Regions from separate parts of the Homo sapiens genome. Here all the other regions are linked to region 3. The links are chromatin loops, found by intact Hi-C in ENCODE. Cell type or tissue: endothelial cell of umbilical vein. All regions are shown on one strand. Links, peaks and the distances in the headings refer to the core of each region. The heading gives the core; the rest is flanking DNA. Region 1 has its middle 9.6 kb from the start of SRARP. Region 2 has its middle 8.0 kb from the start of UQCRHL. Region 3 overlaps SPEN (spen family transcriptional repressor).

The links. Peaks named below come from ENCODE experiments on the same cell type or tissue, not always from the same donor. Only the 100,000 strongest peaks of a DNase experiment are listed, where the experiment ranks them.
Region 1: a loop joins it to region 3, with 5 times the contacts of the local background. A loop is called at or near these places in 6 of 110 quality-filtered maps.
Region 2: it touches region 3 in a loop (6-fold over the local background); 10 of 110 quality-filtered maps call a loop at or near these places.

What each region holds. Positions count from the first base shown.
Region 1 is chr1:15,989,380-15,999,879 of GRCh38, forward strand. It overlaps the pseudogene TBC1D3P6. Among named protein-coding and RNA genes, the nearest start is that of SRARP, 9.6 kb to the right of the region's middle. RefSeq lists an enhancer at 4,517-5,357 and a silencer at 5,264-5,413. In endothelial cell of umbilical vein, for the core only: a CTCF peak has its summit at 5,339 (motif pointing left); a DNase peak (open chromatin) is centred at 5,342.
Region 2 is chr1:15,810,507-15,820,732 of GRCh38, forward strand. No RefSeq gene overlaps it. Among named protein-coding and RNA genes, the nearest start is that of UQCRHL, 8.0 kb to the left of the region's middle. In endothelial cell of umbilical vein, for the core only: a CTCF peak has its summit at 5,202 (motif pointing right); a DNase peak (open chromatin) is centred at 5,215.
Region 3 is chr1:15,931,399-15,941,898 of GRCh38, forward strand. SPEN (spen family transcriptional repressor) reads left to right here. Exons shown (of 15, transcript NM_015001.3): 11 at 1-4,868; 12 at 5,765-6,247; 13 at 6,414-6,608; 14 at 7,320-7,478; 15 at 7,898-9,058. The coding sequence ends at 8,029. ZBTB17 (zinc finger and BTB domain containing 17) reads right to left here. Exons shown (of 16, transcript NM_003443.3): 16 at 10,471-10,500. Among named protein-coding and RNA genes, the nearest start is that of ZBTB17, 39 kb to the right of the region's middle. RefSeq lists an enhancer at 3,482-3,983. In endothelial cell of umbilical vein, for the core only: no CTCF peak of the experiment used is centred there; DNase peaks (open chromatin) are centred at 6,413 and 8,243; H3K27ac peaks cover 2,377 bases.

The sequences.
Region 1 (10,500 bases), core at 1,146-9,145, 58 kb after region 3:
TGAGGCCAAAGCAGAGGACACCTTCCCAGGCCCGACCCTGCGCCAGGGTGGGGTAGGGGTGGGTTTGGAGGTCAGCATGGGGATGGGAGCAGTCACTGCAAACGGGTCCCTGGCTGGCTTCCTGCCCTGCACTATGCCATGCAAGGCCTCCTCTCCCGCCCTTCCCCCTACCCCACCGCCTCCACCTCTAGAAAGCCCCAGGCACAGGCTCCATAAGTCTCTGTGGATCCAGGAACTAAGGGCATCCACTGGGCTCCAAAGCTTGGCAGTGTCGCACACAGGACAAGTGCTCTCAGGAGACATTTTGGACAAATTGCTGAAATGCCTGATGGACATGGCTCTTGTCACAAAATGAATTTGCATCCTGAGGAAGCCTCTTCTTCAAAGGAAGTTTCCCCAGTCACCTCTGCCCTCTCCGATGACATGAATCGTCCCAGGTGACCTCAGCCCTCCCAGGTGATGTCTTTCCACCATAACTCTGGCTCTCTCAGGAGGTAGACTACTGCAGGGACCTGAGCCACGTCGCCGCCTTGTTCCTCCTTTATCTGCCTGAGGAGGACATATTCTGGGCACTGGCCCAGATGCTGGCTGGTGAGAGGCACTCCCTGCAGGGTGGGTGGACAGCTGCCCCCAGGGCCTCATGCAGCCAGACCCGGGGACGGCCACCCTGGGCAGGTGATCTCAACTTTCCGTGAAGGCACCTTCCTTGTGTTGCCAGCTTGTTTGGAGCCTTTAGGATGTCTCTGTTGAGGGTCCTGGGGCTGAACCGGGACCCCCAGATCCTGAGTCAGATGCCTCTCACCCCCATCAGCAGAGGGCATCTCATCATCCCCGTGGCCACCCTCTGTGTCCTGGAGCAACGCCCTCTGGCTCTGAATGCTGTACAGTTGACTCTCCCCTCCCTGAGGGTCCTGCCCTCCAGCTGCCCTTGGTACCCACAGATGGGCCGAAAAAGCCCTGATGGCAACATCTCCCCATCCCGTGTCCCCTGGCCCGACCCCACTTCTAGGAGACCACCATGAAGCCCAGCACCCGCCCTCTGTCGTGGCCTCAAAGTCAGGCTTGCCCTCCCAGCACCCTGGCCCAGGAGGCCTCCAGGAGCACCTCCAGCCAGGCTCCAGGGGATATTCCCACCCCTCCTCCCCAGGGCCAAGGCCGCATGGTGGGGTCCCCAGATGAGAGGGTGGGAGACCTCAGGGTTCAGGGGCCTCTGCAGCTGTCCAGCTCTTCCAGCTGATGGTCCCACATCTTGGGAGCAGGCTGATTTCATGATGGGCTGGGGGCTTCTCAGGATTCCACAGCCCAAATAGCGCAAGGGTCCAGGGCCTCCAAGACCACCAGGAGCATGTGGCACCCAGGCCATACCCCAAGACCATGAGGCACGCAGTGAGTTTATGGTCCCCCCAGCTCTTCCCCAGTGGCCCTGCATCCTGTGGGGCCGGAGGAGCCAGGGGCTGCCAGACCCTCATGGGGCTGGTGAGAGGGTGAGTTCTAGCCAGGGCCTGACCTGGGACGTGGGGTTCTCCATGGATTTGGAGTTGGGTTTCCTTTCCTGCCCTGGAGGAGACAGAGGCACAGGGACTGGGGCCAGTTCCCACAGAGCAGGGCTAAGGACAGTGTGTCCACCAGGAGTGCAGGGAGGGGAAGGTGTAAGGAGCCCTGGACACCGCCCAGTGTTCTGCACTTGGGGAAGGGTCTTCAGAGGGCCCTGGAAGAGGGAGGTTTTTAGGGCAGCCCAGAGGGACCTGAGCACCTCTGTTCCTCCCATCAGGACAAGGAAGGGCTATGCATTCAGGGTTCCTCATTAGGTTGGTTGCTTTGGAGCTTGATCAATGGGGTAAGGAGGCACAGGGAGACCCTGGCTCAGGGACCCTCCTTGCCCTACAGGGCCCTGCTCTTCGCCCAGGGGTCCGGTTCACCCCCAGCACATAGGAGGCACAGGCAGATATCTGCAGGACACACAAGCAAAGCCCTCTGCCCAAGAGGGGTCATCCCACGGCAGAGGCTGGGACTCAGGCCCAGCCTCATGGGCAGACTGGGCCAGGACCCACTTGGGAGGGCTCAAGGAAGCCTCAAGTCCTGGGGAAGCCCCTCTCTCCAGAAGCCACATCCCCACTGAAATGAGTGCTCCCCCATGAGGAGCTGCAAGACCTTGTCTGACCCAGCCTCCTGAAGGGGTCTGATGACCCTCATGGGAAGGGTCAGTGACTGGGGGACTGAAGCCCCAGTGGGCCCGGCTCGAGCCACCAGCCCCCAGCCTGGAAGGGCCAGGTCCTCCCACACCTGCTGTCCCCACAGATCTCTCTCGGGCTCACCCTGAGCCTTTGGGACGTGTATTTGCTAGAAGGGGAACAGGTGTTGACGCCAATGGCACGCACTGCCTTTAAGGTTCAGAGGAGTAAGTCCACGTGTGCCCAATGGGGACTGGGGAGCACAGGGGTCAGACCCTGACTGGCCCGGTGGCAGCTTCCTCACACTGTCCCCATGATCCTCTTCTCTGGCCCAGAGGGAGGTCTGGCTGGGTAGGCTGGGCAGGGAACAGTGACATACCCCCTCCTGTGGGAGCCCATCCCCTACATGACCCAGATGAAAGTCAGGAGTGTGGTGAGCACTTCCCTGCTCAGGCTGCCCCCTAGCCACAGCCTCCTGTGCACATCTGGACCCCTGGGGTGGCCACAAAGGGATCCGGCACTCCCCAGTGGGAGATGCTGAGGTAGTAACGGGGTATGGGCTCTGACCCCTCCCAGGGAACACTCCTAGCCTGATGCCTACCCTGTCCCTAGAGCACCTCGTGAAGATATCCAGGTGTGGCCGTGGGCATGTTTTCAGGACCAGTTTTCCCATACCTGGGCCCTGGATGATGATGCAGTTCTCAGACACCCTTGGGCCTCTATGAGGAAACAAGGAAGCCTGGGGACCTGCCACCCCCAGGTGGCCTGCAGCACCAGGTACCCTCCCGAGTCACCCCCTGGGGCAGTCAGTAGTTGGGGAGTGCCCAGGACCTCCAACACTACTACTTGGGCCTTCCTCTTCGCCTTTTCTTCCTCCTCTTCCTCCGGACTCTAAGAAAGTACAATAGGCCCCCAGGTCCTCAGGGCAGGTGGTCAGTTTGTGTGTACCGGACGTGCTGTGCAAGCAGGAGGGGGATGTGCGCAAGACTCTCCAACAAGCCCCCTCCCACTTTCCACCATGTCCCACTCTCCCCTTCAAAGGGCCCTCAGGGTCATTGGAGGAACCAGATCCATCTATGGGACTCCCCACCCCTCCCTGCGAGCACTGACAGCCTCAGAGAGCAGCAGAGGCTCCTCACTCCTGAACACCCCTCCAAGGGTGCCAGGACAACAAGCCTTGAGCCAGAGAGACAAGGGAATCTATGTCCCTGATCCCCGACCAGGGCGTTTAGTGGGTGGGCACAGGGGGGACCCCTGGCCCAGAGCCAGAGCCAAGAGTTCAGCCAGGTGTGGGAACGGTCAGTCCTGGCATGGACTGGGCAGCCCAGGAGGGCAGAGGGGGCTCTGTATCTGGGCTCTCTCACCCACCGTGGAAACAGGTCTCCATGTGAGGTGGCGAGGGGACTGGGTGACAGCCAAGGCCCCTCCCACCTGAGTTCTGACTGGAGGCTGTATCCCAGGCTCAACAGTCCTGGGATGACGGCATGGGGCAGGAAGCCCCCAGCCAGCCTGAACTCTGGGGGAGGGCAGTCCCAGGAGCCACCTGCTGCACCCCGACAGCTTCCCACCACAGGAGGCACAGACCCCTCCGTCTGCGATCAGCAGCCTGCAGGTGTGTCCTCAGTGTCAGACCACAGGGGCTACACAGAGACCCTGAGGACTCCAGAGACCCAGGCAGGTGGAGCCCGGCCAAGAAAGGACTGCGTGGGCTCACTGGAGATGCTGACCACGTCTGTTTCTTTCAGCCAAACCTGAGCAAGGGTCCTTGGCACCCAGGCCTGGGCTGGCTTCACCTGGCAGGAAGACCCTCTGGCAGGGGGACAGGCAGGCCCCTCCTGGCCCAACAACTCGGTTCCAGTGGCCCATTTGGCCAGCTTCCCCGCCATGGGTGGCCCGTTTGGTCAGCTTCCCCTCCATGGGTGCCTCGTCCTTTCATACCCTGTCCTGATGGGACTATCTGTGAGGCCAAGGCCCAGTGGCACGAGGGGGCTTCCATGGAACCTAGGGCAGCAGGCCATTCTCTGGGGGCACCGGGGACTGAGGGTGTGCCCAGCCTGGCCCTGGCTCAGGGGGAACCTCAGGTTTCCTGGAGGTTCCTCCAGTGGAACTCCATGCCACGGCTCCATCCCTATGAACCTGGATGTGGGGGGCCCTCGTTGCCCCCCGTTATGATTTTGAACAGAGCTGCTGGGTCCAAGTCCCTTCCAAATGTGTCCTGGACAGCCCCAGGACCATGGGACAGCCTAGCCCAGGAAGCCCATGGGGACCCCGAAACCAGGCCCTGCCCAGGCCCATCAGGACTAAAAGGGAGGTCGGGAGATACCCCGACTGCAGCGTGGCACCTGTGTCTGGCCCGCTCGGTGGTCAGTGACTGGCAAGTCTGGAAGGGGTCAGGGTGGCACCCCGCAAGCTGCACCACAGCCCCAGACACCTCGGAAAATCCCGTTCAATGGGGAAGCCAGTCCCATCAAGGCCACGAGAGAGAAAGGTGAGCATGGCATCCCCGCAGCCCCGGCCAGCCAGCAGCATGCCTGGGGCCTCTGTCCCAACCTGTGGGACAGTGTCCCCCTCCCAAGGCACAATTCCCAAGCCAAGAGGGGTCTGGACTAGACCCCAGCCCTGGGAAGTGAGGGGCACCAGGGGTGTGGTGGGCTCCCAGCTGCAGTGAGCATGACCATGCAGGGGACCCTGGCACTGCGGAGCTCTGCACTGTCACAATTCACCTCGCAGAAGCTGGGTGAGATCCCGAAGCCTCGCAGCCACTGCTGGAGCCACAGCAGGCGCCCCCACCACGTGCCTTCCAGCTGCTGGTGCAGGCTTTCCTGACAGCAGGGCGCCCTGCAGCCCTCGCCTCAGCAGCTCAGACTTGGAAGGTATCTGTGGCTCAAGTTCCCAGTGCTCCCACCGAAGAGAATTACTACGGAGGATGCTCTGGGTCCTGAGTCGAGCAAAATGGCACGCCCTATGGATGCAGCCTGCTTCTTTCCCGGCCACCACGCCTGCTGGATGCGCCCACCGAGCAAGTGGTCTTGAGACGGTCATGGGGACGGAAGAGGTTCAGCATCCTGCACGGGCCCTTACCAAGGCTCACTAGGCTGACACCATGGCTGAGCGCCCTCTCTATTGACAAGAGACTTGCACCCAGTCCCTGGGATGGACCAGCTGGCCACCTGCTGGCAGGCTGGTCACACTGCGGAGGGGGCTGAGATTGGCTTTCACTGCACTGACCCATAATGTGGACATGGACCTGCTGGCCCTGCAGGGCACACAGCACTGCTTCCGACTAGGGGACCCCATTCACAGCTAGAGACATGCAGCAGTGTGTTCCCACCTCAGGGCCTTGGCTCTGCCACCTCTACTTGGAATGTTCTCAGTTCCCTCCAGGCTTCTAGAAGCATCTAGGCCAGGGCTCATGACTGGATAAACAACCGAATCCCCACAACCCAAACAAGCTTTTCATTCTCATTTTATTTGGTGTTAAACTTAAGAAAATGTATTAAGACATGACTTACATCCCTGGTAAGTGTGCAGCTCGAAAGACATTCACAGATGGAACACACCAGCCCCCAGATCACAAAGCCAACCATGGCCAGCCCCTCCAGCGCCCCCGGCCCCACAACCAGTGTCCTGACTTCCGTTGACACCATGAGCCTGTCTTTTGTACTTTACACTCATGGAAGGATAAACACTTTCACGTTTTAAAATAAATGTTTACTTTTGAAATGATTCTAGATACACAGAAAAATTGAAAAGACACTGTAGTGTACTCTACACCTTATACCCAGCTGCCCCTAGTAATGACATTTTGCATTACCATGGCACATTTGTCCAAACTAAGAAATGTGGGCTGGCTGTAGTGGCTCACACCTGTAATCCCAGCAATTTGAGAGGTTGAGGCAGGTTCACTTGAGCCCAGGAGTTTGAGACCAGCCTGCGCAACACAGGTAGGCCTTGCCTCTAGAGAAAAGTAAAAAAAAATAGCCAGGCATGATGGCGTGTGCCTATAGTCCCACCTAATCAGGAGGCTGAGGCAGGAGGATTGCTCGAGCCCAAGAGTTCCAGGAAGCAGTGAGCTATGATCGCACCACTGCACTCCAGCCTAGGTGACAGAATGAGAATTTATCTCTTTAAAAAAATTAATTTATCTTGGGTGCAATCCTGTTAACTAAATAATAATGTTAACTATTATCTAAAGTTATTAACGCAGTAATTATATTAACATAGTGAAATTTTTTCAGATTTCATCCTCTTTTGCCTAACTTCTTGTACCTGTCCTGGGATCCCACCTCAGACTCACCCTCTGCCTTTAGGTCACTTCTCCTTAGCTTCCTCCAGAGGCTACAGCCAAACACACACCTGGGCTGAATAGTAGAGCTGGTTGCTGCTGGGTTCCAAACCTCTGCAACATGTTACTGTACTAAGTACTATAGGCAATGGTAACATAATGGCGGCTATTTGTGGGCCGGGCATGGTGGCTCATGCCTGTAATCCCAGCACTTTGGGAGGCCGAGGCGGCTGGATCACCTGAGGTTAAGAGATTGAGACCAGCCTGGCCAACGCGGTGAAACCCCGTCTCTACTAAAAATACAAAAAATGGCTGCCCAGATATCTGCTGGGCATGGTGACGGGCACCTGTAATCCCAAATACTCAGGAGGCTGAGGCAGGAGAATCGCTTGAACCTGGGAGGCGGAGATTGCAGTGAGCTGAGATCGCATCATTGCACTCCAACCTGGGCAACAAGAGTGAAACTCTGTCTCAAACAAACAAGCAAACAAACAAAAACAATGGTGGCTATTTGTGTATTTAAACACAGAAAAGGATCATAAAAATACAGTATAAATGATAAAAAATGGTACACCTGGCCAAGTATGGTGGTTCATACCTACAATCCCAGCACTTTGGGAGGCCATGCTGGGAGGATCACTTGAGCCCAGGACTTCTAGACTAGTCTGGGCAATATAAAAAGACCCCATCTCTTTTGAGATATCAATTTTTAGAGATGGTGCACCTGTATAGGGCAGTTCCATTATAATCTTATGGGACCACCATCCTATGTGCATTCTGGCATGGACTGAAATATCATTATCTGACATGTGATTGCATAAGTAATCTAGAGATGATTTAAAGTCTACGGGAAGATGTACTTAGGCTATATGCAAATACTGCACCATTTTATATCAGGACTTGAACATCTGTGGATTTTGGTATTTGTGGAAGGTGGTGAAACTGATTCCCCTACACACACCGAGGGACAACTGTAAATCTTCCGGGCCCCATAGAAGGCTCAATTCCCTGCACCCCCACCCCCAGATAAGCATTCTAAAGTGTTTGTTCACTTTACCTGCTCATCCGTGAGCCAGAGGGTTCCATCAACAGCTTGGGCTGTCTCAGAGAGACCTGGATTCAATCCCATTCAGCCACTTAGTGTGTCACTTTGGACAAACCATGTAACTTCTCTGAGCCTCAGTGTCCTCATCTGTAAACTGGGTTGATCATGGTCCTTACCTCACAGGGCCACTGTGAGATGAAAGCTGACACCGCGAGTGACACCACTTCTCTCTCCCTCAGACTCAACAGGAAGATGCCTTTGCTGCCCAATGCGAAGGTTATGGGGAGGACGCGAGGCCCCAAGGTTCCCCTGTCCCAGGAGCATAAACCCTGGATTTTTGCTTCCAGAAACAACCACCTCTAGGATGAGGATGGCTCTCAACTCCCCAAAGCCTGTGCTACCACCCCACAAAGGCAGCGTCTTCAGCAGTGGGGAAGGGGCTGCACTGCGCCAGCCTCACCCTGGCCACTGTCTGCCCTCATGAGTCAGAGCCCAGCTAGGTCCTCAAGCAGAGCAGTGCAGAGTCCGGCCCCAGTCCCAGGCTCCAGGCATCCCTGCCACCCCCACCTGCCCCCACCAGCTGCCTCCATCCCTTAGCCCCTGCTTCCCTCCTTCCCAGCTCAGGATGTCTTAGCTCCTTACATGTCCCCATCATCTGTCTCCTCAAGGGGAGTGCAGCACAAGGGCAGGGAACTCGGCCAGTCTATGGCTGAGTCTCCGGTGTCTGGGAGAGATTAGAAGCTCAACACATACTTGCCCAGTGTCTGTGTGCATTTCATCAAGCAGAAGACAGCTTTGGAAATGAGAAGAGACCCTCCTGAGGCGACAGTCCTTAGCTGCCATTTCTCAAGTATTCTTGGCGTGCCACGCACTAAGCTGGACCATGGACATGCGAGCTCTGGAACCCGTGAGGTGCTGTCACTCATGCACAGGTGGGTTGGCTCAGCCCTGGTGCAGTCACATAGCTCCCTGCTAGCTGAGCTGAAATTGGAACCCATTCAGTTTGGCTCTTGCACTGCACAATGGCTCCCCAGCTCCTCTGAGTGAGAACTAAAGCCTTGCAATGCCCTCAGGTCATTGAACCTGGGACTTCTCTTCCTGAGCTGCCTGCCGCTCTTCCCTGCTCACACCAGGTCAGATGCAGACCTCCCCTCTGGGCCTGAAGCATATCAATCATGCTCCTGCCTCAGGGCCTTTGCACAAGCCATTCCCACTGCCCGGAATGCTCCCTGCCCAGATATCTGCTTGGCTGACCCATCACCTCCTACAAACCTTGCTCAGATCTTGCCTCATCAATGAGGACAACCCTGGCCATGCGTCTAGAGGGCGTCCAGCACAGAGTATGTGCTCAATACACAGGTGAAGAAGGAAGAAGGAAGGGATGGAGAAGAGAGAGGTGAAGGAAGGGCAGAATGCCTATGGCCATTTTTATTCCAGTGATAACTAGTTGCAGTGAATACCTAAGGGCAATGCAGACAGGGCAGAAACAAAGTTCACAAAAGGCCAACATGAGCAGGGTGGAAAAATGCAGCTCTACTCATCTGTCCTGGTGCAGATTTGAAGACTCCAGATGTGTCACATCTGGGCAGTCCCTTCTCTGCCCCCTCCCCTCTGAGCTCTCCTTCTACCTCCAAGCCTGGCCCATCTTCTAGGGATCCAGGACAACACAGGAAACAGCTGTGCATCTCCCAGGACACTGGGAAAGACTGCCAGTGGGGAAGATGCTCAGTGGCCCTTAAAACTCATCTCGGTTTTGCTCCAACTGTGCAGCCCATCCACTCCTGTGAACAGGAAGAGCACTCAAATGAGAGCCCAGACACTAGACCCTATTCCTCTTGACATCTGAACATCTTCCCCATCCCCAGCATTTCCCAGGGTCCTGGGAGAGGGACAGCTGTCTCGTGGATTGTCCTTCTTCACCTGTGTATTGAGCACATACTCTGTGCTGGACGCCCTCTAGATGCATGGCCAAGAGACAAGAGCGACAAGAGCAAAACTCTGTCTCAAAGAAAAAAGAAAAAAAAATGTGGGCCAGGCACAGTGGCTCATACCTATAATCTCAGCACTTTGAGAGGTCGAGACGGGAGGATCACTTGAAGCCAAGAGTTCAAGGCAAGGTCTGAGCAAGGTTTGTAGGAGGTGATGGGTCAGCCAAGCAGCTATCTGGCCAGAGAGCATTCCGGGCAGCGGGAATGGCTCGTGCAAAGGCCCTGAGGCAGGAGCGTGATCGGTACGCTTGAGACCCAGAGAAGAAGTTTGCATCCAGCCTGGTGTGAGCAGGGGAGAGCAGCAGGCAGTTCAGGGAGAGAAGTCCCAGCTTCAAAGGCCTGCGGCTGCTGCAAAGCTCTAGCTATTACTCAGAGCAGCTGGGGAGCCAGCAGAGGGTCCTGGGCAGAGAAGGGTTCAGCTGTGGCTCGGGCGTTAATAGGCCACATCACACCTTTGGGGAGAAGAGGGGGACCAGTTGGTTAGTCCAGGTAAGTGATGAAGGGTGCTCAAACTAGGTGGGAGAAGGCAGGTGGTGAGAAGTGTCACCTCAGGATCATTGTGAAGGTGCCACCTGCATGATTTGCTCGTGGACTGAATTTGCTCAGATGGGGGTGTGGAGGGAAAAGGAGAGTCCAGTCCACAGGCCCGATGAGCCACGCAGGAGTCAGACTGAATGGGTTTTATTTATTTATTTATTTATTTTTGAACAGAGTTTTGCTCTTGTTGCCCAGGCTGGAGTGCAATTGTGCGATCTTGGCTCACTGCAACCTGTGCCTCCCGGGTTCAAGTGATTCTCCTGCCTCAGCCTCCCGAGTAGCTGGGATTACAGGCATGTGCCACCACACCCGGCTAATTTTGTATTTTTAGTAGAGACGGGGTTTCTCCATGTTGGTCAGGCTGGTCTCGAACTCCTGACCTCAGGTGATCCACCTGGCTTGGCCTCCCAAAGTGTTGGGATTACAGGTATGAGCCACTGCGCCCTGCCCTGAATGGGTTTTAATTTCAGCTCA
Region 2 (10,226 bases), core at 1,511-9,510, 120 kb before region 3:
CAGAAGTTGTCAGAGGCTGGGTGTGGTGGCTAACACTTGTAATCCCAGCACTCTGGGAGGCTGAGGCAGGTGGATCACTTGAGCGCGGGAATTTGAGACCAGCTTGGGCAACACGGTGAAACCCTGTCTCTATGAAAAATACAAAAATTAGCTGGGTGTGGTGGCATGCACCTGTAGTCTCAGCTGCTCGGGAGGCTGAGGTGAGAGGATCGCTTGAGTAGGGGAAGCAGAGGTTGCAGTGAGCCAAGAGTGAGTCACTGCACTCCAGCCTGGGTGACATAGCAAGACCCTATTTCAAAAGAAAAAAAAAGTTATCAGAGATTCATAAAGGGGATTCAGACATTAGGTGAGAAGTTTGGATGAGATAAACACTAAAATCTCTTCGAACTCCAAAATTCTATACAAAAGAGTTCCTCTCAAAGTGTATCATCTAGTGGGGAAGATAAAACCTGAACAGGCCGGGCCCGGTGGCTCATGCCTGTAATCCCAGCACTTTGGGAGGCTGAGGCAGGCAGATCACGAGGTCAGGAGATCGAGACCATCCTGGCTAACACGGTGAAACCCCATCTCCACTAAAAATACAAAAAATTAGCCGAGTGTGGTAGCGGGTGCCTGTAGTGCCAGGTACTCTGGAGGCTGAGGCAGAAGAATGGCGTGAACCTGGGAGGCGGAGCTTGCAGTGAGCCGAGATCGTGCCACTGCACTCCAGCCTGGGTGACAGAGCGAGACTCCATCTCAAAAAAAAAAAAAAAAATGTCATATAGTGATAGAAATAGTCATAGGGTATCCAGATGAAACTCTGGCTGTACCTAAGGCATGAACACTCATCAGGGCAAGCCAGTGTGGTCTGGCTGGAAAAGGGATGCTATTGGGAGGTGACTAAGCTGAGAGTGGGGAGGCTGGGGAGATTCATTGTACTGAGTGCCTACTGCCAGATATTCTGGAGCTTTTATCCCAGTGGGAGATGCAGACAAAAACAGGTAAACAAGAGAATGCAGATAGAAGTAAGAAAAATAAGGCAAGGGAAAGAATGGAGGGGAGGGACACGTGAAACTAGTTGCAAGTGATATGAAGGAGCCTTCCGTGTGCAGAATTTGAGCATGGACCTTATGGGCAGAGGAAACAGCATAGATAAAGTCCTGAGGCGAGCGTAAGCATTGTGTATTTGAATAACCATTGCGAGGAACAGTGACTATTTTTCTACTAGATGAGATGTGTGGGTTTCTCCCATCTAGGCACTTCCTTGGAGCTGACTAGAGAACAGATACGGCTTTTTTTTTTTTTGAGACAGAGTCTCGCTCTGTTGCCCAGGCTGGAGTGCAGTGGCGCAATCTCGGCTCACTGCAACCTCCACTTCCCGGGTTCAAGCGATTCTCCTGCCTCAGCCTCCCGAGTAGCTGGGATTACAGGCACGCACCACCATGCCCGACTAATTTTTGTATTTTTTTTAGTAGAGATGGGGTTTCACCATGTTGGTCAGGCTAGTCTCGAACTCCTGACCTCAGGTGATCTGCCTGGCTCAGCCTCCCAAAGTGCTGGGATTACAGGCATGAGCCACCACGCCCGGCCACAGATATGGCTTTATAAGTCAGCCAGTGTGACTTGGGACAACTAAAGTTGGAAGGCTTCAGCCAGCTGTCATTAAAGGAAGGGTGGGCCCTTGGTCTGCAACTGCCAATTAAAGAGATTATAGGGTGACAGTGACAGCAACATTGCAACTGAAAGGGACAAGCAAAGCTTGCTAGTCAGTGTGAGCCTAGAGGTGGCTTAGAAGACAAAGGCGTCTCACATTATGCTCCCACTCACACACATACACCTTAGTTTTGTGAGGTGTGCAGGATAGTTTTCATCTTCATATTGCACCTGTGGAAACAGAAGTGAAATGACTTACTCAAGCCATATAGTAAGCAACCAGCTAGGCTAAGACCCAGTTTCCTCATCCCCAATCGACTGCTCTTCCCTTTATTTATTTATTTACAGACAGAGTCTCACTCTGTTGCCCAAGCTGGAGTGCAGTTCGAGGCTGCAATGAGCTATGATGGTGCCACTGCACTCCAGCCTGGGTGACACGCTACACTGGGCAACAGATCGAGAACCTATCTCTTACTAAAAAAAAAAAAAAAAAAAGGTAGAAAAAAGTCTGTTTGTGCCTTAACTCTATTCCACTCAAAATCTATGCCCAACTTGTCCTATTTTCTTTTCTTTTTTTTTTTTTTGAGGCAGCATCTTGCTCTGTCACCCAGGCTGGAGTGCAGTGGCACAATCTCAGCTCACTGCAAACTTTGCCTCCTGGGCTCAAGTGATGCTCCCAACTCAGCCATTCAAGTAGCCGGGACTATACCACCACAGCTAGCTAATTTTTTTTTTTTTTTTTTTTTTTGAGATAGGGTCTTGCTCTGTCGCTCAGGCTGGAGTGCAGTGGCACATTTTTGGCTCACTGCAACCAGTGGCACATTCTTGGCTCACTGCAACCTCTTGCTCTTGGGTTCAAGTGATACTCCTGCCAGCTAATTTTTGTATTTTTTACAGGCATGATCCACCGCACCTGGCCTGAGACTCCATCTCCACAAAAAAAAAAAAAAAAAAAAATTAGCCAGGCATGGAGTGGGCGCACCTCCTCGGGAGGATGAGGTAGGAGGATAGGTTGAGGCCAGGAGTTCAAGGCTGCAATGAGCTATGGTGGTGTCACTGCACTCCAGCCTGGGTGACAGAGCAAAATCTTGTCTCCAGAAATAAATAAATTAAAATAAAATTGCATAAGATTATATTCTAAGTAGGCCGGGCGCAGTGGCTCACACCAGTAATCCCAGCACTTTGGGAGAGTGAGGCGGGTGGATCACGAAGTCAGGAGATCAAGACCATCCTGGTTAACATGGTGAAATCCCGTCTCTACTAAAAATACAAAAAATTAGGCGGGCGTGGTGACCGCACCTGTAGTCCCAGCTACTCGGGAGGCCGAAGCAGGAGAATCGCTTGAAATGGGAGGCAGAGGTTGCAGTGAGCTGAGATTGTGCCACTGCACGCCAGCCTGGGCAACAGAGCGAGACGCTGTCTCAAAAAAAAAAAAGTTATATCGGAAGTACTGCCTGAAACTATTCAGTCCAGAAGTCAGAAGCTTTGGGCTTGGGCCAAATCTAGCATACTGCCTATTTTACTGATGGCCTGGGAACTAAGAATGGCTTTTATATCTTTTAAAAGGCTAAAAAAAAAAAATGACCGGCGCAGTGGCTCATGTCTGTAATCCCAACACTTTGGAAGTTCAAAGTGGGCGGATCACCTGAGGTCAGGAGTTCAAGACCAGCCTGACCAACATGGTGAAACCTCGTCTCTACCAAAAATACAAAAATTACCCAGGTGTGGCCAGGCGCGGTGGCACATGCCTGTAATCCCAGCACTTTGGGAGGCTGAGGCGGGTGGATCACGAGGTCAGGAGATCAAGACCATCCTGGCTAACACAGTGAAACCCCGTCTCTACTAAAAATACAAAAAATCAGCCGGGCGTGTTGGTGGGCGTCTGTAGTCCCAGCTACTTGGGAGGCTGAGGCAGGAGAATGGCGTGAACCCAGGAGGCGGAGCTTGCAGTGAGCCCAGATCGCACCACTGCACTCCAGCCTGGGTGACAGAGCGAGACTCTGTCTCAAAAAAAAAAAAAAAAAATTACCCAGGTATAGTGGCGTGCGCCTGTAATCCCAGTTATTCAGGAGGCTGAGGCAGGAGAATTGCTTGAACCCAGGAGGCAGAGGTTGCAGTGAGCCGAGATCATGCCACTACACTCTAGCCTGGGCAACAGAGTGATGTGGTCTCAAAAAAAAAAATCAAAATAATGTTGTGATTATTGTGAATAATTTGATTATGACAAGTAAAATTGTATGAAATTCAAAAATCTGTGTCCACACAAAAAAAGTTTTATTGGAATAATTTTTTATTTTTTATTTTTGGGAGACAGAGTCTTGCTCTGTTTCCCAGACTGGAGTGCAGTGGTGCAATCTTGGCTCACTGCTACCTCCGCCTCCCGGGTCAAGTGATTCTCCTGCCTCAGCCTCCTGAGTAGCTGGGATTACAGGCGCCTGCCACCAGGCCCGGCTAATTTTTGTATTTTTAGTAGAGATGGGGTTTCACTATCTTGGCCAGGCTGATCTTGAACTCCTGACCTTGTGATCCACCCACCTCGGCCTCCCAAAGTGTTGGGGTTACAGGCGTGAGCCACTGCGTCCGGTCTTTTTTTTTTTTGAGATAGAGTCTCACACTGTCACCTGGGCTGGAGTGCAATGGTGCGATCTCAGCTTACTGCAACCTCCACCTCCCAGGTTCATGTGATTCTCCTGCCTCAGCCTCCTGAGTAGCTGAGATTACAGGTGCACATCACCACATCCAGCTAATTTTTTGTTTTTTTAGTACAGATGGGGTTTCACTATGTTGGCCAGACTGGTCTCAAACTCCTGACCTCGCGATCCGCCCACCTCAGCCTCCCAAAGTGCTGAGATCACAGGCATGAGCCACCGCGCCTGACCTTTTTTTTTTTTTTTTTTTTTTTTTTTTTTTAAGACAGAGTCTCACTCTGTTGCCCAGGCTGGAGTGCAGTGGCACGATCTCGGCTCACCGCAACCTCCACCTCCCAGGTTCAAGCGATTCTGCTGCCTCAGCCTTCCGAGCAGCTGGGATTAGAGGTGTGTGCCCCCATGCCCGGCTAATTTTTGTATTTTTAGTAGAGACAGGGTTTCACCATGTTAGTTAGGCTGGTCTTGAACTCCTGACCTCAGGTGAGCCACTGGCCTCGGCCTCCCAAAGTGGGAATAAAACTTTTTCTCATTTGTTTATATATATATATTTTATGTCTGCATTGCACTCCAGTCTGGGCAACATGCGAGACTCCATCTCAAAATAAATAAATAATAAAAAATAAAATAAAAAAGCTTGCTGGCCCCTGGGCTGGACCAGTAGCTCCCCTTCTATTGATGGGAAATTTGAGGCACAGAGAAAATGAGTGGCCTAAGATCATACACAGAGTCAATGGCAGAAATAACTCTGGCTCCCTATTGGTGCTCTTTTCACTTCATTACCATATAAAAGCAGCTAAACAAAGGTTTCTCAGCTTCTCATGACAATGGCTACTTGGTCCTTTTATATGCCTCATCTCTGCTCATTCTCACTCTTGTCTAACCTAGGTTCTAGCAGCTGCACACAGATGCAGCTGTGACCTCGAGAGGGCAGCACTCGTTAAGATGACTCCAAAATACAATCTCTTATCTGAGACCCAAAAATAGAGTGAATATATCGTCCTGTCCTAACGAAAAAAAGAAAAATGCATTAGAAAGTGTCTCAACTGCTTCTGATGATGATATATATGCATTCACACCAGTGTAAATGTAAGAGGTTTTCCTTTTTTTTTTTTTTTTGACAAATTGTCAACAAAGGTGAATTCAAGCACAAACAATCCCCACATTTAGCTAGACTGGAAAGCACTGAGGCCACATCAGTGGCAAAGGCAAGACAGGCATTTGAGAGAACCACCCAGAGAAACTTTTTTTTTTTTTTTTTTTTGAGACAGAGTCTCGCTCTGTTGCCAGGCTGGAGTGCAGTGGCTCGATCTCTGCTCACTTCAACCAACCTCCGCCTCCCAGGTTCAAGCAATTCTCCTGCCTCAGCCTCCCAAGTAGCTGGAACTACAGGCACACGCCACCACGCCTGGCTAATTTTTTGTATTTTAGTAGGGACGAGTTTCACCATGTTGGCCAGGATGATCTCAATCTCCTGACCTCGTGATCTGCCTGCCTCGGCCTCCCAAAAGTGCTGGGATTACAGCTGTAAGCCACCATGCCCGGCCCCCAGAGATACTTTTAAGTGTTTCCTGAGCACTGGGGGAACATGAAGAGGGAGAAAATTAGATCTCAGAGAGCCCAAGGGACAGTTTTAAGTAGACTCGTGACCCAGGTTTGTCCTTTTCTGAGTAGACTAGAGGTTCCATCTCTTTATTCTGGGATGTCCAGTAATAAAATGGGGCTAGTAGGGCTTGCAAGCAATGAGGTATTTATGAAGTACAATTAATGTATGCAAAGGGCTTTGAGATCCTTCAGATTAAAAAGTGTCCTGTGCAGGTGCAAGATGGACTGGTGTTGCTGTGAGGGCAAATATATTTTGTGGGTGTTACCATTGTTGTTGAACAAGGCAGTGGGGGAAAAAGTAGTTAAGATTATGTGGCACGATCCTTCAACATGACCCAGAACTGGGCCATAGGAAACTTGTACAGACTATCACATCAGATGATGGAGAGAAACATCACTGAGAATGCATAAATCCCCGGAGGCAGAATGGTTAATTTCGTGAGGCACAGTCATGTCTAGACAAATCTGGTGGGGCTATTTAGAAAAACACATATGGTACTTCTGGCTTTACAAGGAAGGGGACCAAGTCACATTACTCAGCAAATATCTTTCCTTAGTCTGAACTTGGCTTCTAAGATTTTCTGAGAACTGAGCTTTTTTTTTTTCTTTTTTTTGAGATGAAGTTTCGCTCTTGTTGCCCAGGCTGGAGTGCAATGATGTGATCCCGGCTCACTGCAACCTCTGCCTCCCGGGTTCAAGCGATTCTCCTGCCTCAGGCTCCCAAGTAGCTGGGATTACAGGCGACCGCCACCACACCCAGCTAATCTTTTAAAAAATATATTTAGTAGAGACGGGGGTTCACCATGTTGGCCAGGCTGGTCTTGAACTTATGACCTCAGGTGATCCGCCTGCCTCTGCCTCCCAAAGTGCTGGGATTATAAGCGTGAGCCACCACGCCTGGCCTGAGCATTTTTTCTAAATAATCTTGAAAGGCCTGGTGCTGGGTTAATAGCAGGAACTAGGCTAGTAGCGTAATTAAACATCCCCATATTGCAACACTTAAACATATGGGAATCCCAATGAGTTCCTAATGTATAATTCCTAAATTTAATCCTAAATTGTTCCAATGAATCCTTTTATATGACCTTGGCTAATTATGTAATATCTTAATCTCCAGTGGTAATGATAAATGTGAAAATGATGGCGTGAGTTGATTCATTTCTCCTTGCAGATATTCTATCAGGACCAATGATAAGGGCTTCTAGAAATAAAACCTCAGCAGACAGGAAACTGCCTTCAAACTTCAGCAATCAAGAATATTACTTACTTTAGTCCCTGGAATGCATGAGACAATGGAAATGCACTGAATTAGATTTTTACAAAATTTTTATCAGCTAGAACTTTGGTTCAGATCACTCCTATAATATTCAGGAAGACCATACAGACTTATCATGAAAATGAATAGTTCAGTTTACTTGGGGTATGATTAGTTAGGAAGGAATTAAGAAATCCGTAGCAGAAATATCCATACATTTAAAAGTTAATTCTGGCCAGGCACAGTGGCTCACACCTGTAGCCCCAGGACTTTGGCAGGCTGAGGTGAGTAGATCACCAGAGGTCAGGGGTTCAAGCCAGCTTGGCCAACATAGTGAAACCCGTCTCTACTAAAAATACAAAAAAAATTAGCCAGGCGTGGTGGCGTGTGCCTGTAGTCCCAGCTACTCAAGGGGCTGAGGTGGGAGAATAGCTTGAACCCGGGAGGTGGAGGTTGTAGTGAGCTGAGATCATGCCACTGCACTCCAGCCTGGGCAACAGAGCGAGACTCCATCTCAAAAAAAAACAACTTAATTATGTTACACAGAAAAGTTACAACTCTAATGCTGCATTTGCTTTGGAAATTATAAGCTACCAAGAAGAAAGAAAAGAAAAAAGACGGCTAGGTGGGTGCAGTGGCTCTGACCTCAGCACTTTGGGATGCCAGGGCAGGTGGATTGCTTGAGCCCAGTAGTTTAAGACCAGCCTGGGCAACAGGGCAAAACCCCATCTCTACAAAAAATACAAAAACTAGCAGGGCAGCGTGGTGTGTGCCTCTAGTCCCAGCTACGTGGGAGGCTGAGGGGGGAAGATGGCTTGAGCTCAGGAGGTGAAGAGGTTGCAATGAGCTATGATCATGCCACTGTACTCCAGCCTGGGTGAGAGAGTGAGATCCTGTCTAAAAAAAAAAAGATAAAAATAAAAAGATGTAATATAACACTCACGTGCCCAGCATTATAAATGTAATTCGGGATTTAATTTATGACATAAAGCTAATTGACTTCACAGCTTTGTATGCTGTCTTTTTTGAACTCCTGGCCTCAAGCGATCCCCCCACTTTGGCCTCCCAAAGTGCTGGGGTGACAGGCATGAGCCACTGATCCTGGCCTTTTTATGCTTTTAACAGTTCTATAGGGCCAGGTGCAGTGGCTCACGCCTGTAATCCCAGCACTTTGGGAGGCCGAGAGGGGAGGATCATTTGAGGTCAGGAGTTTAAGACCAGCCTGGCCAAAATGGTTAAACCCTGTCTCTACTAAAAATACAAAAAAAATGAGCCGGGCGTGGTGGCGCACACCTGTAATCCCAGCTACTCAGGAGGGTGAGGCAGGAGAATCACTTGAACCCAGGAGGTGGAGGTTGCAGTGAGCCGAGATTGTGTCACTGTGCTCCAGCTTGGGTGACAGAGTGAGACTTTATCTCAAAAAACAAACAAACAAAAAAACAACACAGACAGTTCTGTAATACTATATGGTTTTATAGGGCAAAACTATTTTGTAAAATATTATTATACTCCATCCATGAATTTCAAAGCAGTTGACAGAATCATTAGAGTCTTGGTGTATTCCTCTATGCTTTTAAAAAAATCCATTTAAGAAATAAAAAAGCCGGGCATGGTGGCTCACGCCTGTAATCCCAGCACTTTGGGAGGCCGAGGCATGTGGATCACAAGGTCAGGAGATTGAGACCATCATGGCTAACACGGTGAAACCCCATCTCTACTAAAAATACAAAACATTAGCTGGGCATGGTGGTGGGCGCCTGTAGTCCCAGCTACTCGGGAGGCTGAGGCAGGAGAATGGTGTGAACCCGGGAGGCGGAGCTTGCAGTGAGCCAAGATTGTGCCACTGCACTCCAGCCTGGGCGACAGAGCGAGACTCTGTCTCAAAAACAAAAAAAAGAAAAGAAGTAAAAAAAGCCGGGCGTGGTGGCTCATGCCTGTAATCCCAGCACTTTGGGAGGCCGAGGCGAGCAGATCACGAGGTCAGGAGTTTGAGACCAGCCTGGCCAAGATAGTGAAACCCCATCTCTACTAAAAATACAAAAAATTAGCTGGGCGTGGTGGGGGGCATCTGTAATCCCAGCTACTTGGGAGGCTGAGGCAGAAGAATCGTTTGAATCCGGGAGGTGGAGGTTGCAGTGAGCTGAGATCACGCCACTGCACTCCAGCGCTGGCGACAGTGCGAGACTCTGTCACAAAAAAAAAAAAAAGAAGTAAAAAAACTCAGTGGACTTTATCCTCATATTAACATAAACAGTTTAAATAGTATTTCTCAGATTATAAAGCACGTTTACATCTATTATCTGATTTGATTGAATGTTCAAAACAATCCTGTGGGGTAGATGTGTTATATATACTTAATAGATTTAATAAATTTCTAAAATTAACTCAATGAATATTTGTCGAGCAACTACTGTTTGCCAGGCACTAGTCTAGAAGATGACCATTCAGACAAAAAGAAAACACACCAAGACCCTACAAAAATGTTTATGTAACTTGCCCAAGAACACAGAAGGTGAATCCAATCATTTTGACTGGTGTATTCTATCATTTTTTCTATCTTAATTTGGAAAAATGAAGCATAGATTTTTTTTTTTTTTTTGAGACGGAGTCTCGCTCTGTCGCCAAGGCTGGACTGCAATGGCGTGATCTCGGCTTACTGCGACCTCCACCTCCCAGGTTCAAGCAATTCTCCTTCCTCAGCCTCCTGAGTAGCTGAGACTACAGGCATGCGCCACCACGCCCAGCTAATTTTTGTATTTTTTTTTTTTTTTTGGTAGAGATGGGGTTTCACCATGTTGGCCAGGCTGGTCTTGAACTCCTGACCTCAGGTGATCCACCTGCTTTGGCCTCCCAAAGTGTTGGGATTACAGGCGTGAACCATGGTGCCCAGCCAGCATAGATAATTATCTTGACTCTGTCTCTTGGTAAATTTGTGGCATTTCTGGCATGGACTTGCTCAACCACATTTGCTTGCCAGCATCTGCCCCCATACATTCCATCCTCCAGTCCTCTACTAGCTGAACTATCGAAAGCCAGTTCCTTTGCTTATGCAGCCCTTCCCTCCTACTTCAGGGCTCAGGTCATCCTGT
Region 3 (10,500 bases), core at 1,625-9,624:
AGGAAGGTTCATCAGGTGACCAGCCGCCTTATCTGGATGCCAAGCCTCCAACTCCCGGGGCCTCGTTTTCCCAGGCAGAGAGCAACGTAGATCCAGAGCCTGACAGTACCCAGCCACTTTCAAAACCAGCTCAGAAGTCTGAGGAAGCCAATGAGCCAAAGGCCGAAAAGCCAGACGCCACTGCAGATGCTGAGCCTGATGCAAACCAGAAAGCCGAAGCTGCTCCTGAGTCTCAGCCCCCAGCTTCTGAAGATTTAGAGGTTGATCCTCCAGTTGCTGCAAAGGATAAAAAGCCAAACAAAAGCAAGCGTTCAAAGACCCCTGTTCAGGCAGCTGCAGTGAGTATCGTGGAGAAGCCCGTCACAAGGAAGAGTGAGAGGATAGACCGGGAAAAACTCAAGCGGTCCAATTCTCCTCGGGGAGAAGCACAGAAGCTTTTGGAATTGAAGATGGAGGCAGAGAAGATTACAAGGACTGCTTCTAAAAACTCTGCTGCAGACCTTGAACATCCCGAACCAAGTTTGCCTCTCAGCCGAACAAGGCGCCGGAATGTAAGGAGCGTCTATGCAACCATGGGTGACCATGAAAACCGCTCTCCTGTCAAAGAGCCCGTTGAGCAACCAAGAGTGACCAGAAAGAGATTGGAGCGAGAGCTTCAGGAGGCTGCAGCGGTTCCCACCACCCCTCGGAGGGGAAGGCCTCCAAAGACACGCCGGCGAGCCGATGAAGAGGAGGAGAACGAGGCCAAGGAACCTGCAGAAACACTCAAGCCACCTGAGGGATGGCGGTCGCCAAGGTCCCAGAAAACTGCAGCTGGTGGTGGACCCCAAGGGAAAAAGGGAAAAAATGAACCGAAGGTGGATGCTACACGTCCTGAGGCCACCACTGAGGTGGGCCCCCAAATAGGCGTGAAAGAGAGCTCCATGGAACCCAAGGCTGCTGAGGAGGAGGCAGGGAGTGAACAGAAACGTGACAGAAAAGATGCTGGCACAGACAAAAACCCCCCTGAAACCGCCCCTGTTGAAGTTGTAGAGAAAAAACCGGCCCCTGAAAAAAACTCCAAATCAAAGAGAGGAAGATCTCGAAACTCCAGGTTAGCAGTGGACAAATCTGCAAGTCTGAAAAATGTGGATGCTGCTGTCAGTCCCAGGGGGGCTGCAGCACAGGCAGGGGAGAGGGAATCTGGGGTGGTGGCAGTCTCCCCTGAGAAAAGTGAGAGTCCCCAAAAGGAGGATGGTTTATCATCCCAGTTGAAAAGTGATCCAGTTGATCCAGACAAGGAACCAGAGAAAGAAGACGTGTCTGCCTCTGGGCCGTCCCCAGAAGCCACCCAGTTAGCCAAGCAGATGGAGCTGGAGCAGGCCGTGGAACACATCGCAAAGCTCGCTGAGGCCTCTGCCTCTGCTGCCTATAAGGCAGATGCACCAGAGGGCCTTGCCCCAGAGGACAGGGACAAGCCTGCACACCAAGCAAGTGAAACAGAGCTGGCTGCGGCCATCGGCTCCATCATCAATGACATTTCTGGGGAGCCAGAAAACTTCCCAGCACCTCCACCTTATCCTGGAGAATCCCAGACAGATCTGCAACCCCCCGCAGGTGCACAGGCGCTGCAGCCTTCTGAGGAAGGAATGGAGACAGATGAGGCTGTATCTGGCATCCTGGAAACTGAGGCTGCTACAGAATCTTCTAGGCCTCCAGTCAATGCTCCTGACCCCTCAGCCGGCCCAACAGATACCAAGGAAGCCAGAGGAAATAGCAGTGAAACCTCACACTCAGTGCCAGAAGCCAAAGGGTCTAAAGAAGTGGAAGTCACTCTTGTTCGGAAAGACAAAGGGCGCCAGAAAACAACCCGATCACGCCGCAAGCGAAACACAAACAAGAAAGTGGTGGCTCCTGTAGAGAGCCATGTCCCTGAATCCAACCAAGCTCAAGGTGAGAGTCCTGCTGCAAATGAGGGGACAACAGTACAGCACCCCGAAGCCCCACAGGAAGAAAAGCAGAGTGAGAAACCCCATTCCACTCCTCCTCAGTCATGTACTTCTGACCTAAGCAAGATTCCCTCCACAGAGAATTCGTCCCAAGAAATCAGTGTTGAGGAAAGGACTCCAACCAAAGCATCTGTGCCCCCAGACCTTCCCCCACCTCCCCAGCCAGCACCGGTGGATGAGGAGCCTCAAGCCAGGTTCAGGGTGCATTCCATCATTGAAAGTGACCCGGTGACCCCACCCAGCGATCCAAGCATCCCCATACCCACACTGCCTTCTGTAACTGCAGCAAAGCTCTCACCTCCTGTCGCCTCTGGGGGGATCCCACACCAGAGCCCCCCTACTAAGGTGACAGAGTGGATCACAAGGCAGGAGGAGCCACGGGCTCAGTCTACTCCATCTCCAGCTCTTCCCCCAGACACAAAGGCCTCTGATGTTGACACCAGCTCCAGCACCCTGAGGAAGATTCTCATGGACCCCAAGTATGTGTCTGCCACAAGTGTCACTTCCACAAGTGTCACCACAGCCATTGCAGAGCCTGTCAGTGCTGCCCCTTGCCTACATGAGGCCCCGCCCCCGCCAGTTGACTCTAAAAAGCCTTTAGAAGAAAAAACAGCACCTCCAGTGACAAACAACTCTGAGATACAAGCCTCGGAGGTGCTGGTAGCTGCTGACAAGGAAAAGGTGGCTCCAGTCATTGCTCCCAAAATTACCTCTGTTATTAGCCGGATGCCTGTCAGCATTGACCTGGAAAATTCACAGAAGATAACCTTGGCAAAACCAGCTCCTCAAACCCTCACTGGTCTGGTGAGCGCACTCACTGGCCTGGTGAACGTCTCCCTGGTCCCGGTGAATGCCCTGAAAGGCCCCGTGAAGGGCTCAGTGACCACACTGAAAAGTTTGGTGAGCACCCCTGCTGGGCCCGTGAACGTCCTGAAAGGGCCTGTGAATGTTCTTACGGGGCCAGTGAATGTTCTCACCACTCCAGTGAACGCCACGGTGGGCACAGTGAATGCCGCCCCAGGCACAGTCAATGCCGCTGCGAGTGCAGTGAATGCCACAGCAAGTGCAGTGACCGTCACAGCGGGTGCGGTTACTGCTGCATCTGGTGGTGTAACGGCCACAACAGGCACGGTGACAATGGCAGGGGCAGTGATTGCGCCGTCAACAAAGTGCAAACAGAGAGCGAGTGCTAATGAAAACAGTCGGTTCCACCCAGGGTCCATGCCTGTGATCGACGATCGTCCGGCAGACGCGGGCTCAGGGGCGGGGCTGCGTGTGAACACTTCTGAAGGGGTTGTGCTCCTGAGTTACTCAGGGCAGAAGACCGAAGGCCCACAGCGGATCAGCGCCAAGATCAGCCAGATCCCCCCGGCCAGTGCAATGGACATTGAATTTCAGCAGTCAGTGTCCAAGTCCCAGGTCAAACCTGATTCTGTCACAGCATCGCAGCCTCCATCCAAAGGCCCTCAAGCTCCTGCAGGCTATGCGAACGTGGCCACCCATTCCACGTTGGTACTGACCGCCCAGACATATAATGCCTCTCCTGTGATTTCGTCTGTGAAGGCCGATAGGCCATCCTTGGAGAAGCCCGAGCCCATTCACCTCTCGGTGTCCACGCCTGTCACCCAGGGAGGCACAGTGAAGGTTCTCACCCAGGGGATCAACACACCCCCTGTGCTGGTTCACAACCAGCTGGTCCTCACCCCAAGCATTGTCACCACAAACAAGAAGCTTGCTGACCCCGTCACCCTTAAAATCGAGACCAAGGTCCTTCAGCCGGCCAACCTGGGGTCCACGCTCACGCCCCACCACCCTCCTGCTCTGCCCAGCAAACTGCCTACAGAAGTCAACCATGTCCCCTCGGGGCCCAGCATCCCAGCAGATCGAACTGTCTCCCATTTGGCAGCTGCAAAGCTAGATGCTCATTCTCCTCGACCAAGTGGACCCGGGCCATCCTCATTCCCAAGGGCAAGCCACCCCAGCAGTACTGCATCTACGGCGCTCTCCACCAACGCCACAGTCATGCTGGCTGCAGGCATCCCAGTGCCCCAGTTCATCTCCAGCATCCACCCAGAGCAGTCTGTCATCATGCCACCCCACAGCATCACCCAGACTGTGTCCCTGAGCCACCTCTCCCAGGGCGAGGTGAGAATGAACACTCCCACGCTGCCCAGTATCACCTACAGCATCCGGCCAGAAGCGCTTCACTCTCCTCGGGCTCCGCTGCAGCCCCAGCAAATAGAGGTCAGGGCCCCACAGCGTGCCAGCACCCCGCAGCCAGCCCCAGCTGGTGTGCCTGCACTGGCCTCCCAGCACCCTCCCGAGGAGGAAGTGCATTATCACCTTCCTGTCGCTCGAGCCACAGCCCCTGTGCAGTCAGAGGTACTAGTCATGCAGTCTGAGTACCGACTGCACCCCTATACTGTGCCACGGGATGTGAGGATCATGGTGCATCCACATGTGACGGCAGTCAGCGAGCAGCCCAGGGCCGCGGATGGGGTGGTGAAGGTGCCACCAGCCAGCAAGGCCCCTCAGCAGCCAGGGAAGGAAGCTGCCAAGACACCAGATGCCAAAGCTGCCCCCACCCCCACCCCTGCCCCCGTCCCTGTCCCTGTCCCCCTTCCTGCCCCTGCTCCTGCCCCTCATGGTGAGGCCCGTATCCTCACAGTTACCCCCAGTAACCAACTCCAGGGGCTGCCTCTGACCCCTCCTGTGGTGGTGACCCATGGGGTGCAGATTGTGCACTCCAGCGGGGAGCTGTTTCAAGAGTACCGGTACGGCGACATCCGCACCTACCACCCCCCGGCCCAGCTCACACACACTCAGTTTCCCGCCGCTTCCTCTGTTGGCCTGCCTTCCCGGACCAAGACAGCTGCTCAGGTGAGCCAGCCAGGTATCTCCCCACTGTCTGTTGGGCATGTGCTTGTGGGGCTCAGCAGGCTTTTAAGCCAAGATGTGTGAAAGAAATCAGGGGCCAGGTGTGGTGGCTTATGCCTGTAATCCCAGCACTGTGGGAGGCCCAGATGGGAGGACTGCTTAAGCCCGGGAGTTCGAGACCAGCCTGGGCAACATGGCAAAACCCCATCTCGTACAAAAAAAAAAAATTACAAAAATTAGCCAGGTGTGGTGGCACACACCTGTGGTTTCAGCTACCTGGGAGGCTGAGGTGGGAAAATTGCTTGAGCCCTGGAGGCAGAGGTTGCATTGAACCAAGGTCGTGCCACTAGGCTCCAGTGACAGAGCGAGACCCAGTCTCAAAAAAAAAAAAAGCCGGGCATAGTGGCTCACGCCTGTAATCCCAACACTTTGGGAGGCCAGGGCTGGCAGATCACTTGAGGTCAGGAGTTCAAGACCAGCTTGGCCAACATGGTGAAACTCTGTCCCTACTTAAAGAAAAAGAAATCCGCCTTTTGGTAAAGATAGTGGTTGAGTACAAGTGAACTGGTCAGCTAGTCCCTAAAGATGTTGATCTTTTCATGAGTTTAAAGAGCTTTCTTAGTTCTGAGATGAAAGTATTAGATCACATCATGGGGAGTTCTGCATATGGGGAGGGAGCTCTTGCTGGGTAGCATCAGCAGGAGGCAGGTAATAGGGGATCTCTCCTTACCTGGAACCCCGAAAGCAGCTCCGTTGATTCAGGCTCCTTCTGTGGGCCTGACTTAACGGGAGATGCCACATCTTATCCTTTCCCTGTGGCCCTTTGGGTCATTTGTTGGTCTCAGGGGCTTGTGCACAACAGACTGACTCTGTCCCTTTGCCTTCCTTCCCTACACCAGGGCCCTCCTCCTGAAGGTGAGCCCCTGCAGCCTCCTCAGCCTGTGCAGTCCACACAGCCTGCCCAGCCTGCACCACCCTGCCCGCCCTCCCAGCTCGGTCAGCCCGGCCAGCCACCAAGCAGCAAGATGCCTCAAGTGTCCCAGGAGGCAAAGGGGACCCAGACGGGAGTAGAGCAGCCTCGCCTCCCAGCTGGACCTGCAAACAGGCCACCTGAGCCTCACACCCAGGTTCAGAGGGCACAAGCAGAAACAGGCCCGACTTCCTTCCCCTCCCCTGTGTCTGTCTCCATGAAGCCTGACCTTCCAGTCTCTCTTCCCACTCAGACTGCCCCAAAACAGCCGTTGTTTGTCCCAACAACCTCTGGCCCCAGCACCCCACCAGGACTGGTTCTGCCACACACTGAATTCCAGCCAGCCCCCAAACAAGATTCCTCTCCACACCTGACTTCCCAGAGACCCGTGGATATGGTTCAACTTCTGAAGGTAAGCATGAGCAGGGGCTGCCCTTCCTGGCCCCCAAGTTTTATGCCATGTCAAATGTCCTAAGATTCCCTAGTTAACAGACCCACAAGCTACAGCCTCTGGCTGTGTCCAGCATGGCTCAGCGAGGGGCCATGAGCTCACTTCCTGTTTGTTTCCCTGTGAGCAGAAGTACCCCATCGTGTGGCAGGGCCTGCTGGCCCTCAAGAATGACACAGCTGCTGTGCAGCTCCACTTCGTCTCTGGCAACAACGTCCTGGCCCATCGGTCCCTGCCCCTTTCTGAAGGAGGGCCCCCACTAAGGATCGCCCAGAGGATGCGGCTGGAGGCAACGCAGCTGGAAGGGGTTGCCCGAAGGATGACGGTAAGACTCTCAGGCCCAGGTGAGCAACTGCCCCACCTACAGGGAGGAAGACGTAGGTAGTCCCTGCCAGCCCATCTCCCTGGCCTGTCATGGAAGCATTAACTGTATTCTTGTTGTTGTTGAAACAGTCTCTGTCGCCTGGGCTGGAGTGCAGCGGTGCGATCTCTGTTCATTATAGCCTCTGCCTCCCGGGTTCAAGCCATTCTCTTGCCTCAGCCTCCTGAGTAGCTGGGATTATAGGCACGCACCACCATGGCACCACCATGCCCAGCTAATTTTTTGTATTTTTAGTAGAGATGGGGTTTCACCATGTTGGCCAGGCCAGCCTTGAACTCCTGACCTCAAGTGATCTGGCTGCCTTGGCCTCCCAAAGTGCTGGGATTACAGGCCTGAGCCACTGTGCCTGGCCAGTAACGGTATTCTTGAAGTGAGCAATGAAGGGTCCACTATGCTTCTACTTGGTGGGGGGATGTAAAGTACCTCTAGACCCAGAAACAAGGCTTTACAGTTTTTAAAAATTATTATTTTTTAAATCAGCTTTCTCAGGTTGAAAAAAAGCTTTTTTTTTTTTTTTTTTTCATTCAAATATCAGGGTAGCCTTTAAAGTCATCTCAGAGGTGGGGGTTTTTGTGGACCTGATACTGTGGGTTGGATGTGGGCTGCTGTTTGACTAGGAGGCCCCTGCTCACTGGCAGCTGGCCTCTGCCTCAGGTGGAGACAGATTACTGTCTGCTGCTGGCTCTGCCCTGTGGCCGTGACCAAGAGGATGTTGTGAGCCAGACCGAGTCCCTCAAGGCTGCCTTCATCACTTACCTGCAGGCCAAGCAGGCGGCAGGGATCATCAACGTTCCCAACCCTGGCTCCAATCAGGTCGGTTGTCCTGTGTCCTTCCTTCACATGTACACCCACAGGTGGGGCTGATCAGGGTAGGTGGGCCTACTCATCTGGTGCCCACTAGATCTGGCCCCAGAGGTGGGCAAAGGGGCATTTTGGACAGAAGTCAGTAGAGCACATGGGGCGGGGCGCCATCACCCATCCTGAAGAGAACCCAGGGAACCGCTGAGAACACAGGTTTTCCATGAGTTTAAAGATAGGGCCCCAGGGGGTTCCTGTTTATAGTTTTCTGACACCTGCTAGGTCTTCCAGTAGACATAGTCCTGGCACATTTGCTGGTTGGGGACTGATTTGGCCTGGCTCTTAGCATTGGGCCTCTTCAGGGCTCCCCAATGGAAGTGGAGTTGTGGGGGTGAAGACAGACGGTCCCACTTTGCTCTCTATCCTGTCTCCAGCCTGCCTACGTGCTGCAGATCTTCCCGCCCTGTGAGTTCTCTGAGAGTCACCTGTCCCGCCTGGCCCCTGACCTCCTTGCCAGCATCTCCAACATCTCTCCCCACCTCATGATTGTCATTGCCTCCGTGTGAGCCACTGAGTGGTTATCACCTCAGTGAATCTTCCCAGGGCTCTGCAGTAAAAACAAAGGACAACCCAGCCAAGCAGAGGAAGAAGCTGCCGAAGGGGACAGACTCCACTGCCAGACGGCCAGCCGTTTGCTGTCCTGCCGCCCGGCTCAGTCGGCCAGACTTCCTCTAGGAGTGGTGCTGCTACCTTGTATGTTTACATAATGCTTTAGCCCAAGGACACATCACCAACCCATGGACTCGCAGACACCGGGGCTGGGTTTCTCTTTCCTCTTTTTGGAGAAAAGGAACAGGGCAGTGGAATGAAAATTTTTTGTTTGTTTGTTTTTAAGAAACAAGAAAACAGAACTGCCTTTGCACTAAATTAGTGACTTGGACTTTTGCCCAGTGAAGACAGGCTGTGACACTCTGGATGTCTTGGTGTGTGTAGACACACATTGCAGACTCTTAACGCAGGAAGGACTTCAAACTTCTGCTGAGACCTTGGGGTCAAGGAACATTTCATTGGTTTTTTTTGTCCACCCCCATCTCCCTTGCTCATTTGGATGCGTCACCTTAATTCTCCTGCTGCCACCGTCTTTGATTCACCGGGATGTACAGTTTACAGTTGAAGAGCAAACAGAAAGGTTTTCTCTTGGTGGGATATGCAGAACTTGGGATGTGTGTATATATAAATATATAATATATATAAATATATATAATACTGACTTAAAAAATCAAATCCCCCGACATACGTTTTTTTTAATCTGTGCCAAAAATGTGTTTTCAGAGGAAATCTTATTTTCATATTCAGACTTTGTATTGCCCACTCATTTGTATAAGTGCGCTTCGGTACAGCACGGGTCCTGCTCCCGCGATGTGGAAGTGTCACACGGCACCTGTACAAAAAGACTGGCTAACCCCTCTTCCTATTACCTTGATCTCTTCCCCCAACTTCCTAACACTTATTAATTTATGAAACTGTTTTTCTCAGCGCAGTTTTGTTTTGTGTGTCCATTGGATTACAAACTTTATTAAAAAATATAAAACACACCAAGTGTGAGTGTGATTGTCACTTGGGTGGGAGGACGAACCATGGGTCCTTGGCTTATGGGAACAGTCAGCCCTCATCCCGCTTTTGATCCCCATGCCAAGTCTGTACATGGGAACTGTTTCCCTTCTGCCTCCTAGTCAGTCAGTCCTCCTCCCCAAGGATAATTTTATCTTGTACAAAGGAGATTTTTGTCACGGACACTGAACTTAACCATTTCTCACTCTTGTGGTGTCTTCAGAGTCCTAACTGGTTCTTAGGTAATGTGGAAGGAAGGCACTTCCAATTTTGATACAGAATATAACCACACCCCATGCCATCTCAGAAACATTTTAGCAAGCTTTGGTTTCTTGTCTCTCTCTTGCCCCCTCTTCCCTTCTCCCAGTGTGAAGCAGGCTGACTCCTGCAGAGGCAGTGGCCTCCTGGGGCCCCTGGGGGCTCATTTGATCCCGTCTCTGCCTCCAGACAGGAGAATGGGAGTTGGGGACAGGCTTCCCCTGCAGCTGGATTCTCTAGAAGCTGTGGAGTTGGGACAGGGACATGGGGACTATAAAGTTGGTGGTCTCACTTGGAATACCAATGGGCTCCTACAAATGGGCCTGTCCTGGTGTGAGAAGATAGCATCCCCCTCTGAACGGTGGGCCATAGATGCCGGGGCCACTGTGGGGGGACGAGATGGTACCTCCTGACTCCTTGCTGACAGGAGTGAGAAAGCTGTTCCACCAGCTCCCTACCTCCCCATCAAAGCCCCTGGCTGCTCCTTCCTGTCCCTCTGGGCCCCCAGCCTGGTGGCAGAGATGCCATCTTTTGAACCTTCCCAAAAGATGATGGCACCGGCTTGGCCTTAGTCCTCGGGCCAGGTAACCCTGAAGCAAGTGTGGCTTCCATCTGCTCCCTTAGGCCCATCAGAGCCAGGGCAGTGGCCTGGGCCTGGCACTCTCCTTGGCCTACCTTGCCACTCTGGCTGGAAGGACCCCTGAGCCAGGCCTGGCAGCAGTGGCCTGTGAGCCAGGCTCGCTCTGGGTTGCCTGTACCCTGGTAAGCAGTTGGTGGCCGCCCCTGCTGGTCCCTTCCCCAACTTCCCAACCTCTCCCCAACCTGGGCCGAGGGGGAGCAGGGTCATAGCTGTGGGGCGAGGGGAGGCCAGGCCCTAAAGATGAACAGGTGAGAAGCCTCCAAACAAGATGGGATGAGGGCATGGGGCACGTGGTGCCGAGGTCTCTCCAGCCTGAGTGTACTGCCCACTCCTCAACTTGGGGCAAAGCAGCCAGCCTGGCTCTGATTCTAGTCGCATTCAGCAAGAGGGACGGGCTGACCTTCCCAGGAAGGCTGGTTCCTGGGTGGTACAGCCTTTCTGTGGCATCAGTTGTAGCTGCCAGCTCCCCACCCACCCCACAGGGACCTATAGGCAGCATTAGAAAATAATCCAATTTATTCTCTCTAG